Linked DNA regions of Homo sapiens: regions 1 and 2 are each linked to region 3. Evidence: chromatin contacts called from ENCODE Hi-C or POLR2A ChIA-PET data. All regions are on one chromosome and are shown on one strand. The core of a region is the stretch at or near the end of the contact, and the rest is flanking DNA. Distances in the headings are between cores, read along the strand shown.

Region 1 (2,826 bases), core at 257-2,756, 1.0 Mb after region 3:
TGGGCTTGGCCGGCCACGCCCTCCCTGCTGGACCAAGCCCGTCCCTGCCGCCCACCACCCCGACTTCACTTCTCACCTCTTAGCGTCAGGAGCCACCTCGCCTCGCACTCGAAGGCACTCTCCAGGTTTGAGATTCAGGTTGCTGGCGACCAGACCCTGCACAGACAAGCCCCGGCCCAGCCGGGTTAGAGGACAAGGCCTCCACTGCTCGAAGTGTCCGGGGGTGGCTGGGGGTGGGAGTGGGGTTGTTCCCGCCCGGCATCCTCTGACCAAGCCAAGGGGAAGCCTGGGGAAAGGATTGAGCTGTAATTTCCAGCCTCCGATTGTCTATGTGGTCCTGGGAAAGTCCCTATTCCCACCGGGGTTGGCTTCAGTCTGTAACGTGAAGGTTCTAGAAGACAGGCTCTAGAAGATTTTGCAGATTGGCTTGGGAATTTTGGACTCAAGAGTGACTTGGGAGATGGGGTGCTCTGTCCCATCGCAGATGGAGAGGATCAGGCTGGGGAGGGGCCGACACTTGGCCCACCGTCACACTGAATGGAGGGGCCGGCCCCTCTGCTGGAGAGGAAGTGGCTAGGGGCGGGCGACCCCACTATTCTCCTTCAAGCCCCTCTCTGCAAAGAGGCCCAGGGGCTAGAGAGGAGACCCTGAAAAACACGGCCTCTCTGCATTAGGGAGAATAGCCCTGCAGTCGGGCTGTGGCTGGGCTGGCTCAGGGTTAACAAGATTGAGCAAACTGCTGGGCACTGCTGTTCCCTGGCACCCCGAGTGGGTGGGCAAGAGTTAACTGGTTTGAGTGGTTTCTTCTGCCAGAAACTTGAACCCTTTCCCTGGGGCCCGAGGAAGATTCTCACCTCCCTGCCACCCCAACCTCCCAGCTTGGGGGTGGTGGAAGGGAATTTCCCCCGCCCCCCCCGCCACCAGCCTGGACACAACCACCCTCCACCCCCGACCTAGAAGGGCCCATCCTGGGCAGCTTGTCTCGGGTCCTGGCAACTTTTCAGCGTTCTCTGGAGCAGAGGGTAACTCTGCCCTGGCCTGGTGACCGGGACAGCTGCAGGGGGGAGGGGACAGGAGGCTCTTTGGGGTGGAGGAGGGGGAAAGGGATAGTGGCCTGGGTGTCCCCCAGTTGGCCACACCCTTCCCACGCTCACTTCTCAGAGAGCTGCAGAATGTCAACCCTGGGCAGAAATAACTGTGCTTTCAGACCCTGGAGGAATCCAGACAATTATCAATGCAGAGAAGGCCTTGAGGGACCATGGCGCCCACCCCCATTTTACAGATGTGGCCACTGAGGTCCAGAAAAGAGAAGGCACTGGTTCCAGGCCACACAGCTGGGGCTAGAATCTGCTCCCGATCTGCCCAGCTCTCCTCTGGCCATCAGTTCCTGCCCTATCCCCTGGACCTTGGGGGGGGGTCCCCACACTCACACAAGCCATGATTGAGTCCAGGAGGATGTTCCCGGGCAGGCGCACCAGCTGTCAGAAGACTCCACCCGAGAGAGATGGGCCCCCGGACGCTCCCACCCTTTTAACTGGACCGGACCGGGTGAGCCCCGCCCCCTGAAAGTTCAGCCAATTGCAAGTCAGGATAGGGCTGGGGGCCACTGGGGGCGGAGTCCGTGGAATTTTGAAGCCAGTTTTGGAGCAGAGGTGACCAATCAGAGTGGCGAGCTGCTGCCCCCCCTCACCCCGCCGCCCCCGGCCAGAGTCCAAGCTCCACCTCCTATTCTCCTTCATCCCTCTCCACCTCCCCACCAAAATTGTGCTGTGGCAGAGATTGGGGGAAGCCAGTGGAAAATAGTTTGATGATGAGCTAGGCCCACAAGTTGGCGGGAAGGGGCCTGTGGCCAGCAGGCTGGGCTCAGGGGGTGCCCAGAGAAGATGGCTGAGGAGGTGCAGGGTCCTTCAGGGAATCAGAGCTGGGGGAGACCAGGCCACTCCCGGGCAGGGACCAGGGCGTGGCTCCTGCTGCGTGCGCGTCTGCAGAGGGCCACTGACTTAACCACAGGCCCTGGCCCCACCCGGGCCTTCCCCGGAAGCAAGGACTGCGGCTGCTGCAGCGCTCTCTCGCTGGCTCCTCGGGAAGGCTAAAGAAAGGCTGGGCCGGGCGCCAAGCCTGAGGCTGCAGGGCTTGGCTAAGGCCTCGGGCTTGGCCGCGTTCAGGGGCAGGCAGGGGATAGTCAAAGCGCCCTGGCCTGACAGCCTCAGGCCTGAGAGTGTCAAGCTTAGGAGATGGCCCAGGGTGGTCCAGACCAGGAGGGGGTGGGGTCCTGGCTCTGTGCACCCTGTCCTTTCTCTTTTTTATTTTTATTTATTTATATATTTATTTTTGAGATGGAGTCTCGCTCTGTCGCCCAGGCTGGAGTGCAGTGGCGTGATCTCAGCTCACTGCAACCTCTGCCTCCCAGGTTCAACTGATTCTCCTGCCTCAGCCTCCCGAGTAGCTGGGACTACAGGCCCCCACCACCACACCCGGCTAATTTATGTACTTTTAGTAGAGACGGGGTTTCACCACGTTGGCCAGGCTGGTCTCAAACTCCTGACCTCAGTTGATCCACCCGCCTCAGCCTCCCAAAGTAATGGGATTACAGGTGTGAGCCACCATGCCTGGCCACCCTGTCTGCTCTCTTAACATCTCCTCTGAGGCCCGGCACAGCCCTCCCTTCCCTGAGTGTTCAGCAGGTATTTTACTGAGCACCTACTATGTACCTGGCCCTGGGCTCTGAGGATTCAAAGCTGAACCCCTCCCAGTCCCCACTCTCAAGGAGCGCATAGTTGGGGTGGAATCTGACCACAACCACGTTAAGAAGTAGATGATGGGCTG
Region 2 (2,700 bases), core at 145-2,644, 1.2 Mb after region 3:
CAGCTGTCCTCATGCAGGGTTGAGCCCGGCAGGGCCACTTCCCTTTGCCAGCCACCTGGTACTTTGTTGTGTTGAATTAACATTGATTGAGTTCTTGTCTGCCGGTCACTGTTCTAGGCACTGGGGATTAGGGACTCAGTGATCAAAAAATAAATCCTGCCCTGATATTCTCATGAGGAGGACAGAAACTTAGTTAAACATACAGAATGTTGGAAGATGAAAAGTGTGATGAAGAAAACAGTGAAGTGGCTTGAGAGGGACAGGCCTGGGGGGCTGGGAAGGAGGCGGCGAGGGGTTGCAATGTTAATAACGTGGTCAGGGAAGGCCTCACAGAGACGGTGACCTTTGTGTAAAGACCAGAAGGGAGTGGGGGAGTGAGACGTGCAGGTCTCTAGGGAGGGGCCCAGGTGGGAACAGCAAGTGCCAAGGTCCTGTGGCGGCCAGGTGCCTGGGCCAGCGAGGGTCCCAGGTTCTGGAGTGGAGCAGGGTGAGTAGCAGGAGATGGGGTGGGAGTAACTTGGGAGCCAGCTCACGCAGGGCCTTGTGGGCTGCTGTGTGCGTTTTGGCTTTTGTTCTGAAGAAAATGGGAGCCAGTGCAGGCTCTGAGTGGAGGAGGGAGGAGGTGTGAGTGAGCTTGTGCGAAACAAGATGGAGGTGGTGGCTGGAGAAGGCCCTCTGTCTGTCCACTGGTCAGGTGCTGGGAGAGAGGCAGCTCCAGAGACTGCGGAGTGAGGTCGGGTATGGGCTGGGGCACAGCTGGACAGGTGCCCTCAGGGGACCTCCTGTGAACTAGATGAGGAACAGAGACCTGGGTTCTGCCAGCTCTGCGGCTGAGTTGCTGGATCGTTTTTGCTCATTCTGTGCCTTTGTGCCTTATGTCTTCAGCTATAAACTGGGAACGACAGTCCCAGTGCTGTTGTGAAGACCTCAGGAACTGAGCGAACAACTGTGGGAGCCCCAGAGGTTAAGAGGTTATCACGGAAGGCTTCCTGGAGGAGGGAACCCTTAAGCTTTGAAGTCCAGATAGAACTCAGCCTAGTGGAGGGAATGTGGGTGAGGCTGGTGGAATATGGGAGAGCATCCCGGAGGAAACCTGTGAGCAAAAGCTGGGGGCTGGGTGAAGCAGGACACCAAAGTAATGGGTGTTGAATGGGCCGAGCTGACAGCTCTCTGGGGGAGTGGACGGTGCTGGAGGACACTCCCTTCCACCGGGCACGGAGGGTTTGTTGTGACTTCCTCCCACCGCAGCAGCTGGCAGAGCCGGGGCTGCCCTTTCTGCTGGTGCCTCCTTTCAGCCGCCTCTGTCTGGGGTTCCCTTCGTCTGGCCCCGCCCCTCGGGCTAAGCGGGGCGGGGCCAGGCGGTCCCGGAGGCTGCGGCAGGCCGGACAGCGGGAGCAGGTGGAGGACTGGCGGCGGTCGAGATCGTGCTGCCATGGCTCAGCCTCTGGGTCCAGAGCCTCAGCTCCTACCTCTTCCCTCCTTGCCAGCCCCTGATGCCTGCCAGACTTTTGCCTCTGCTGGAGCCCCTGCCTGACCAGCTTCCCCTCCCTGTCTGGTTGGGATTTGGGGGCTGAGCTGTCTGGGGTCCCAGGGCCAACCAATGCAGTGCCGGCTCCCGCGGGGCCTGGCTGGAGCCCTCCTCACCCTCCTGTGCATGGGGCTCCTGTGTCTGCGGTACCACTTGAACCTGTCCCCGCAGCGGGTACAAGGGACCCCCGAGCTGAGCCAGCCGAACCCGGGGCCCCCTAAGCTACAGCTACACGATGTCTTCATTGCAGTGAAGACGACCCGGGCTTTCCACCGCTTGCGCCTGGAGCTGCTGCTTGACACGTGGGTTTCCAGGACCAGGGAACAGGTGACAAGTGGGTGACATTGGGCCCTGGGGGTGGCCCCTGGCCTAAGGGGTTCTCAGAGGCCTTTCTACTGGGCTGGGGTCCCTGACTGCCTCATGGGAGAAGCTGCTCAATACCTGCCTAATCAGGGATCCTCTTCCTCTCTCCTTCTTCCGGGCTTTAGGGGCTGCCTGCGGCCCTGCCCGTGCCCTGTACTGGTCCTGACTCCAGGTGCACCCAGGTCCTACCGCTCCACCACTTTTGGGGGCCAGGCTGGGCCCCTGCTCCAGGCTCCCGGGTCCCTCCTGGGGGTTCTTCTATTCCTAGCCGCTCCCGTGGGGGCTTCGCTCCTAGCCACCCAGGCCCAGCCTGGCATCAGGGGTAATGGTGGGTGTTGGGCAGCTGGGGTGGAGGCCTCCAAGAGGTCCTGACCCAGACCCGTGCCCAGGCCAGGCTGTCCCACCCAGGCCCTAGGTGCTGTCCTGCCCGGGCTCTGAGGGTGGAGGACGGGAGGAGAATGGTGGGGTCTGTTCTTGGGGGAGGCATCCCTTCGGCCTTCCCGATAGCCCCTGCCGCTGTGTCTCTGCTGCCCCGGGTGTGCCGAGGCCGCCATGTCTGGCCTCCTGTGTTGGCTTCCTGCGGACTGCTTCCGAGGGAGGGAAGGAGAGCGCATGCCACGAGGGTGGCGGCTGAGGCAGTGGTGGGCCGGAGGTTGGGGAGGCCTGCCTGGCACGTGGGATTGTGTGTGTGTGTGTGTGTGTGCTCACACGCACGGAGCTGGAGTGTGCTAGATGTGTGTGACAAGAGGCATGTCTGTCACATGGCTGTGCGGCTCCGGCGAGCCAAGTCCCTTCCAGCCCTTTCCCTC
Region 3 (2,700 bases), core at 5-2,504:
AAAAAAAAAAAAAAAAGGCCGGGCACGGTGGCTCACTTCTGTAATCCCAACACCTTGGGAGGCCAAGGCGGGTGGATCACCTGAGGTCGGGAGTTCGAGACCAGCCTGACCAACATGAAGAAACCCCTCTACTAAACACACAAAATTAGCCGGGCGTGGTGGCGCATGCCTGCAATCCCAGCTACTCGGGAGGCTGAGGCAGGAGAATTGCTTGAACCCGGGAGGCGGACGTTGCGGTGAGCGGAGATCATGCCATTGCACTCCAGTCTGGGCAACAAGAGCGAAACTCCGTCTCCAAAAAACAAAACAAAACAACTAAATTTGAAGTGCAACAGTTTCTTCTCGTTTTTCCAGTTTTACAGAAAACCCAAAAGAAGGGCAGCTAAGGTGGATAATGATGCCTACCACGCACCCTAAGAGTAGGTAAAGGGGAAAAAATGAAATCCACGTGGGACTGCGAGTAGTTTTCGCCTTTTCCCGAAGACGCACACAATGCGCTTAGGTATACCTCGCGCAGAGGTCTCTGCAGAGAGGAAAGCCACCGTGAGAAGAGCGGGGAGCCCCCAGGCAAGAAGGCAGTGGCTTGTGTGTAGTGAACCGAAATGCGACACCAAGGAACTGCAACAGGATTCTCCTTTCCACTTGAAATGTGACTCCCAGCGAGACACCTACCCTTGACGCTCCCTGGACAGTGCGGCACGGTCGGGCCCACTAACCAAGGCAATTTGCGCCCGACCGAATCAGGTGCTTCAAAATCCCCCCTGGTGAGCCGCGCGTTAACCACACATAAAACAGTCAACGCAGAAGGAGCGAGAACGTTCGGCCGAAAAGCCCGGCACAGAGAAGGGAGGGGTGCTGAAAGCCGCGGACTGCAGCCGCTGGCCTGGCTGCCGCCCCGAAACAACGCCCACGCCCGGGAGAAGGGCAGGCTGGCGTCCAGGTAGGACTCCCTCAGGCCGCCCCGCCAGGGGCCGCGCCGAGCGGAGCGGCTGGACCCCAACCCTGCCGGCCGCCGCCGAGGTGCGCAGCCCGCAGCCCCACACCCACGGCCTTTGCAACACCCCAACCGTTGAACTGCGCCCCTACACGCCCGGCGTCTGCGGCTCCCAGGCCGGTGCCGATGACGTCAGACTTACGTCAGGCGTGACGCCACGGCTGGGAGGAGTGAGGACGGCGCGGGAGGGCGTTTCCGGAGCACGCGCCGGGCGGGGGCCGCTGACGTCGGGCTCAGGTGCGCGCGCCCGCCCGCACGGCCCAGTTGGCGGCGCGCACTCCAGGTGGCGGCCGGCTGCGGTGAGGGGACCGCCAGCGGCGAGCAGTCCCGGCGGCCCTGGGGTCTGCGGCCGGGGGCGCGGCGGGAGGGCGTCTGGGCCTGCGCTCACGTGACGGGCGGGGAGGTTTGTGTAGGGGCTGCGAGCCGGGTGGGCGCGGGCCCGGGAGCGCGAGGCTGACTGTCCGGCCCCACCCCTCGCGGGCCAGCCCTTCGCCGCGCGGAACCTTCCCTCGGGCAGGGGCCGGCCCCGCCGCTCACTTCCCGCGCCCGCTCGCCGCTGACCGGAGTTGTCTCCTCCTCCGCAGGGCCGCGGCCAGAGGGCTAGAATCCGCGCCTTCCGAGGGAGCCGCGCCCTGCGGGCCCCACCGTACCCGAGGGGATGGAGGGCTGCCCCCGAGGCCCCCGCGCGGCTCGCGGTCCCACGCCTGCCGGCCCGCGCTAGCTACTCGACTCGTGCGCTAAATTTATCCGTCACCCAGGCCTTGTCTCCCGAGTCATTGGCGTCGTGGTTCAAAAGAAATGGAAGAAAAGGAGCGATGTGACCGATTGTGTTCGGTCCTCCTGCTTTGAGGCCTGGCATTTGCAGAGGGAAACAGCAAGAAAATCGTGGGGATTTTGGAGGGGGGTGGGAGGGAAGGGTGGGGAAACGGAAACAAGGTCTTACATTTTATGTGTTTTTTTAAATTCTGCACTTTGACAGTGGTAGCAAAATAAAAGTAATCCAAAAGTTATTTTTCTATTGAGAAGAGAGAAGAGGTGGGTTTTATTTTTTTCCTTTTGATTCCAATCTTTTCTCCCAGTGACAAAGCATAAATCATGGACACCAGAGAATAAGGTGGACCTCAGGAATCCGGAAAAGACTGAGAAGCTTACATTCTTCCTCTAGAGGGAAGAGTGGGGTGTTTATAGCCATCTCTGGAACCTAAAACAAAAAACATGAGTTGTGTGCCATGGAAAGGAGACAAGGCCAAATCTGAATCATTGGAGCTGCCCCAGGCAGCACCCCCACAAATCTACCATGAGAAACAGCGCAGGGAGCTTTGTGCCCTCCACGCCCTCAATAACGTCTTCCAGGACAGCAATGCCTTCACCCGGGATACGCTGCAAGAGATTTTCCAGAGGTAGGGGACCCTTCTCCTTGGCATCTTGATACTGATATTTCTGGATTTCTGTGGGTGGGGCAGTGTCTCAGCTTCATAAACCTTCAAAGCTGTAGGTATTAGCTAGATTGCGTTAGCAGGTATAAGGGACACAAGACATGAAAAGATAATCACTACCATTTATCAGGCACTTACGGTGGGCTAGGAAAGTACTCATAGCCTCAGCTGTGTTTTCTTGAGTGATCTTCAACAGTCCCGTGGAATACGTGTTAATATGTGATGTTATTTCCATTTTACTGATGAAGACACATTTAGTTCAGTACCTCG

The links. A loop is a pair of places that touch in the nucleus more often than their neighbours do. ChIA-PET counts read pairs that join two places held with the same protein, here RNA polymerase II (POLR2A). Pooled maps may share reads with other maps.
Region 1: a loop to region 3 is called in a pooled map, with 9 times the contacts of the local background. The contact joins the promoter of LGALS1 here to the promoter of JOSD1 in region 3. A Hi-C loop is called at or near these places in 3 of 37 single-sample maps with no recorded cell type and 10 of 50 pooled maps.
Region 2: a map with no recorded cell type shows a loop between it and region 3 (9-fold over the local background). The contact joins the promoter of MFNG here to the promoter of JOSD1 in region 3. A Hi-C loop is called at or near these places in 1 of 37 single-sample maps with no recorded cell type and 6 of 50 pooled maps. POLR2A ChIA-PET finds 5 or more read pairs at or near these places in 2 of 52 experiments (GM12878 and OCI-LY7).

The regions. Positions count from the first base shown.
Region 1 is chr22:37,674,316-37,677,141 of GRCh38, reverse strand. LGALS1 (galectin 1) reads right to left here and starts at 1,506. Exons shown (of 4, transcript NM_002305.4): 1 at 1,431-1,506; 2 at 77-156. The coding sequence starts at 1,439. RefSeq lists silencers at 1-43, 1,564-1,703.
Region 2 is chr22:37,485,078-37,487,777 of GRCh38, reverse strand. It overlaps MFNG (MFNG O-fucosylpeptide 3-beta-N-acetylglucosaminyltransferase), which reads left to right and starts at 1,394. Exons shown (of 8, transcript NM_002405.4): 1 at 1,394-1,855. The coding sequence starts at 1,601. RefSeq lists enhancers at 1-501, 502-1,013, 1,014-1,523, 2,000-2,049, 2,450-2,509 and a silencer at 1,300-1,429.
Region 3 is chr22:38,699,497-38,702,196 of GRCh38, reverse strand. JOSD1 (Josephin domain containing 1) reads left to right here and starts at 1,254. Exons shown (of 5, transcript NM_001360236.2): 1 at 1,254-1,397; 2 at 1,579-2,394. The coding sequence starts at 2,210. RefSeq lists a silencer at 788-1,747.